2 separate regions of the Homo sapiens genome follow, and region 2 is linked to region 1. Evidence: chromatin contacts called from ENCODE Hi-C or POLR2A ChIA-PET data. All regions are on one chromosome and are shown on one strand. The core of a region is the stretch at or near the end of the contact, and the rest is flanking DNA. Distances in the headings are between cores, read along the strand shown. Region 1 has its middle 13 kb from the start of ATP2B2. Region 2 holds the start of ATP2B2-IT1 (ATP2B2 intronic transcript 1).

What was found. Hi-C counts contacts between places; a loop is a spot of excess contacts on that map. ChIA-PET counts read pairs that join two places held with the same protein, here RNA polymerase II (POLR2A). Pooled maps may share reads with other maps.
Region 2: a loop to region 1 is called in a pooled map, with 5 times the contacts of the local background. The contact joins the promoter of ATP2B2-IT1 here to the enhancer-like site in region 1. A Hi-C loop is called at or near these places in 2 of 168 maps with a recorded cell type or tissue (astrocyte of the cerebellum and endothelial cell of hepatic sinusoid) and 2 of 50 pooled maps. POLR2A ChIA-PET finds 5 or more read pairs at or near these places in 2 of 52 experiments (A549 and OCI-LY7).

Annotation. Positions count from the first base shown.
Region 1 is chr3:10,517,278-10,520,098 of GRCh38, forward strand. It overlaps a transcript of ATP2B2 not described here. Among named protein-coding and RNA genes, the nearest start is that of ATP2B2, 13 kb to the left of the region's middle. Within about 2 kb of position 1,359, at least 3 of the 41 ENCODE cell types and tissues checked have a DNase peak (open chromatin) inside an H3K27ac peak, as active enhancers do.
Region 2 is chr3:10,568,871-10,571,642 of GRCh38, forward strand. ATP2B2-IT1 (ATP2B2 intronic transcript 1) reads right to left here and starts at 1,505. Exons shown (of 2, transcript NR_046765.1): 1 at 1,251-1,505. It also overlaps a transcript of ATP2B2 not described here. RefSeq lists an enhancer at 2,589-2,772.

The sequences.
Region 1 (2,821 bases), core at 109-2,608:
GATGCATCTCGCCTCGGCCACCCCTTCCCCTTCCCCCAGCCTGGGGAGGGAGGTGGTGGTGGAGCACCATAGACTGAAGGACAAATATTCTGGGTCCTGGTCCCAGGGATGCAGTGTGGGCCATGGTTTCCCCATATTCAAAATGAGAGGGGTTGGGAAAATAGCCACTGAGAATTTTCTCTCCAGCCTAAATGCATACATGCTCCATTCTTTTTTCTCTCCCCTTCAGCCTATAACACTATGGACTCATTTAATGAATATCCACTGGCCCTTAATAATGACAATAGCATTGATGATACTGCTACTCAGCCACTACTTGTGGAGTGTCCAGAACATACCAGGCACCGGGCTAAGAAAGCCTTGAGGTGGAGTAAACTCACTGAATCCGTGCAACCCCACTGGAGAAGGAAGCTTGTCATCCCCATCTGATACATGGGGAGGTGACTGAGCCCAGAGCCTTGCACATGCACAGTCTCGCACCAGGCAGTGACAGCTCCAGGATGTGAACTGGGTGTCACGTCCTGGGCCTGTGCTTGGCTCTAGGCACTGTGCCGGGCACAGCAGGTAGGAAGACAGACACAGAGCTTGCTTTCCCTGTCGTTGAGGGAGCGATGGCTGCAGATAGGATGACCTCACACAGTGTGGGAAATGGCAGTAGACAGACGGGGGATTGGGCAGCCTGTGCAGGTTGCAGGGAGGAGCACATTTCACCTTTGCCAGTGAGGCATTCCAGGTAGCAGGCACAGCAAGAATGAAGGTAGGGTGGGGTTGGGGTGGGGAGGGCTTGAAACCTCACAGCAAAAAGATTTGCATTTAGTCTGTGGACCAGAAACCCTCAAACTCCAGTAATGATGTTTGCCAGTCTGCAAGTTCTAGCATATACTTTGCATCTGTCCTGAAATCACCTCCCTTTTAGAAACATATGTATCTCTCTACTTAGTGTTATCTTAAGCATTCATAGTCACAATATCATGGATTTGCCTTGCCAGTTGTATTTTTCCCCTAACACATCAAAGTAAGTGCACAGGTATTAAACTAGAGAGGATGTGCTTGCCCCCCTCCAAAATGCGGACTCGCGTCTGCCTTTGGAAACCAGGACCGTGGGTTTAGGCAGCTTGGAGGCTTGATCCGATCTGGACTACAGAAGGATTTCTCGGAGGTTAGAAGGGATAGGGGAGGCATTCCTGGGAATCTGCCCTTGTCCCATGACAAAGGTCTGGGGGTGCCAGCATGCCCCCAAGCTGAGAGTGCCACTCTTGCCCCAGCAAAACCCCTCCTTGGCCTCAGCTCTCTGGCTTCACCTGAGCCCACTCCTGATCCGCTTTCTCCCAGCCAAGCGCCGCTGCGGCCGTGCTGACCTCAATGACTAACACACATTCCTGGCCTAGTTACAGAGCCCCTCGCCTCGCGTATTTATAGCCACCTCCCAACTCCACTCATGCCTCTGAGGGAGGCCTGGCCCTTCTTTGAAAGCTCCTTTCACTACCCCTGCCCTGCCCCGGGCCCCGCTTTCACCGGCAGGTGCTGTCAGTCTCCCCTCTGTCGGGGACAGGTGTGGGGCAGGGATTTTGTTCTGTGTGGCCATGGGAAAGTGGCTTCCCCTCCCTGGACCTCATCTGTAAAGTAAGAGCCATCATACTCTCCGGCCAGGCTGGGCTGTGGTGAAGATAAACTGAGATATTCATTCTGAGATCATGAGTAATAACTAATGTTCATGGAACACCAACTGTGCACTAGGCCCTGTCTAAACACTTGGCACATTATGAACTCATTTAATTCTTACAACAACCCCACAAGGGACATACTGGTATCATCATGCCAATTTTGTAGAGGAGGAAACTGAGGAACAGAAAAGTTAGGCAGCTTGCCCAAGGTCAAACACCTAGCTGGGATTCAAACCAGACTCCAGAATCTGTACTCCGGGCACTGTGCTGAACTTGACACACAGAGTGGTCCTCAGCCATACTGTGGATTTGCCCTGTTTGTTTCCTGCCTTTGGGGTCCCCTGAATTAGCTAAGCACATCACTCACCGTCTGCAATAAAGTGGCCGAGGCGGGAGTGAATAATGAAGGTGCAATGTGCAATGTCCGGGCCTTTCAAGGGGCTATTGAGGACTTGGCTAATGAGGGAACAGAGCAAGAAAGAGAGAAGAGTCACAGCTGGGACTCCTGTCAAGGTGCCCAGCTTTACAGAGAGGTATGCTGACGCATGGCAGCATGGCAGGGCAGGCTGGCATCTGATGGTACGTGAGAGGCGTTGGAGTTCTAGGAGTGGAGAACTCAGTTCCTGTGTCCCCTGCCCCTACCCCACCTCTGACATCTCTCACCCTTGATCTCAAAGGAGGAAAGCTTCCAATGAATGTTTTGATAGAAAGGTTTTAGGAACTTAAGCCACCTCGTCCCATGAATGTTATAGTTCCAAAAGAAGATTCCAAGAGGGACAAGAGAACAAATATTGTTTGGGTGTTTACTGTATGTGTGGCACTGAGCCAGGCACTCAGCAGTCACTTGTTCATTCAACAAACATTGGCTCAGAACTCACTCCACTCTCTGTGCCAGCACTGATGCTGCCTGCCTTGCATGTGGAGACTTCTGGACCAGGATACCTGCCTAGCAAGTGGCAGGACTGGGATCGAATGCAGGGGTTTTTCTCACATCATACAACTGCTATTGGTGGGTGCAGGGACATCTGACTTCACCTCCTCATACCCTTTACCATATACATTTGGCTGCAGCCCAGTTTTTCAGGTCCCCACCCTGATCCCTCATGGTCACTGGGACATGCTGCTCTTCCTAAAATCAGCCCTAACAGATAAAACTC
Region 2 (2,772 bases), core at 255-2,754, 52 kb after region 1:
GTTTGAACAACAGACAGGCAAAATAAAACCCTACCAGCCGACAGTGTCAGGGACAAAAAGAAAGAATATAGAGTTGCCATCAGCTAGAAACAACAACTTGCCGAATATAACTTCTGCAGCTGCTGCTATATGCAGACTCTTCCCCATCTCGATGGATCCTCCTCTTAACCCTGGGACGTGGTATCGCTGTTCACTTTTTCCAGATGAGGAAACTGAGGAGGGGTGACATGAATGATCTGAGCTCACACTCCAGGGAGTATCAGAGCCAAGCGTCAAGTCCTTATGTGGCCCCAAAGCCCTTGCTCCACCCAAGAGAAATAGGGAAAAATGTGACAATTATAAAAACAATCGCTCCTCTTTATTGAGCACCTACTGTATTCAAGACACTATCCTGGCTACGCAGGTGATATATTTTAACGGGAGCCACCCCTCACTCACATCCCTAGTGGGAAGAATTAACCCTATTTTGCAGGTGAGGAAACAGAAGCAGCAGCTTGGGAAGGTGAAGTGACTTGCCCTCGGTCCCACGGTGAGGAAGTGCTAGAAATAGGATTGGGGGCCAACTCTTTTCACTCCTTTCCTCTCCCAAGGAGTGATACAGATGCTTCTAGATGGCACCCTGACCAGTATTTTTTTTCTTATTTTAGTAGTTATAGATTATTTTTATGAACCAGAAAAAAAATGTGCAACTAGCATGTAATCCCTGACCTCATGGATATTAATCCTTAGGATGAAGCTAAGATGGACAGTGAGGACAGGGAGTCAGTTCAAGGAAGAATATTAAGGTGTACCGTTCAGAGCTTTTTGGAGTGTGTGAGCTTGAAGGGGCTCAGGTGTAACACTCTGGGGTGAAAGTGAAGGAGGTGAGGCAAGTCCCGAAGTGAAGGGACTTGCTGAGGGTCAACAACCGGAGGCTGAACCCTAACACCCACTAAAGCTAGGTTCACAGCATAGACTGCTCTTTTTGGTCCCAGGCTTGCCTCCACCTACTGGCTCTATTTGCCTAACACAGACTGGGATACCTATTTGGCCAGAAGTCTTTAGAGAAGTTCCAGGAGTTGAAAGACAGAAAACAAAATTGGGAAGCTAAACTGGTAGCCTAGCCTGGGGCCATTTTGATGGAAGAATATTTAAAATCCAGCCCGGCCCACCAGATTGCCCCTAGGACACTGGTCATTTACTTTGGATGCCTGATGTCTGAACCCCTTCCTCTGTTTGGGGAGCTGCCCATCTTGTGACTCAGAACCCACCTTCCCATTGAAGAAGCTGCAGATGCCTCTAGCGTCCTTCACTGTGCAGGGTCAGACTCGAGTTCCAGCTCTGCCACTAATTCACTCTAAAATAAAGGGCCCGTTCAGGTATCTTCCAAGAGCACTCTGAGCTGGGAAATTGAACTAGACAGGTTCCAAGGCTAATTACAAGCTGACATTTTATGATTTGATGACTAAAGTGCTCATTGTGGAATTGCAGGCGGCAGCAGTTTGGTGAGTGGGAGGGATTTGCAGCAGAGGGAGCTGCCTGGCACCCCTCGACTCACATCACTAAGGCGACCACCCACTCTGCTTAGCTGTGAGGTCAGCTTGGTCCATTGTTAGTGATTTTAAGAAACCAGTGTCTCCCCAGTAGGCCGGGCTGGAGCCATCATGGGCTCTACTTGTTGCACCTGAAACAATGAAATATTTATCAAAATATCTCAGTTGATTTTTCCCTCGTAATTAAGGCAGGGTTAAGAAGGTGGATTCCTCACTTTCTCCAGCCAAAGTTATCTGAACACAAAGGCTGGCCTCTTGGTGGAGAGAGTTACATGGAAACCCCTCTGGCGTGTTGAGCAATGACCTGGCACAAGTCAGTCCCTGCTGGAACCCAGCCCAAAACTCCATTGGCGAGAGGCAAAGGCTCCCTGCCCCCTGCAATGAGACCTACTCTCCCCAGGACTTCGCAGCACCTCAACGCCCTGCTGTACTGACCAAGGCCTGAAAGGCCCTCCTCACTGCCATGCCCCGAGAGGCCCACTTTGCCCATCTGAGGCCCCTACTCTCCAATCCTTAATGAAGATAAATTCTCACTGCCATTACTGAAGCACACAAGGAAAGCTAGGTTTAAATATAAAATTCTGGGTCAGTGAGTTGGCCTGCTTCATTCTTTTCACATATCCCAGGCCACAAACGAAAAGAGACAAATTTCTCTGCATCTCCGTTGCTCTAAGAATTTACATTGAACTGGTGGTGGGGGAAAGGTGGAAGTTTGGGGAGGAAGAAGGTGTTCTGGAAGTTTCTTCATGCTGTGGTTACATGAAGTGAAGAAGGCAGAATATTCCCCAAACCAACTTGGTGTCCACAGGGCCAATGCCATTGCCGTGGGGTTCTCTAGCTCCCCCAAGATGGGCAGAAGCTGGGGAAGGTCCTTGTATGAGGCCAGGAGGACTGCCTGGTGGTGCCAGGAACAGAGCCTTCAGCAGGGATGCCAGAGGGCCAGGTAGGTGACTCGTGGCCTCACGCCCCATGGGCTGTGAGAACCCACTGTACCACACAAGGCCAGGGGAGCCAGCATGCTGCCTGGAGTCCCTAGAGGTAGGTTGCCTGGAGGAGGGGCCGCTGAACTGGCTGCAGAAGCCTGGGCCGTTTCCATAAGAAAGAGTCCACGTGAGCAAGGCATGGACATGGGCATGGGACCATCAGTCTGGCAAGAGTTGGGGGCCTAGAAGGAGAGGAAAGCCAGATAAGCTCAGCCAGGCTACTCAGCTCAGCTCCTAGTAGCACTGAACGCCAAGCT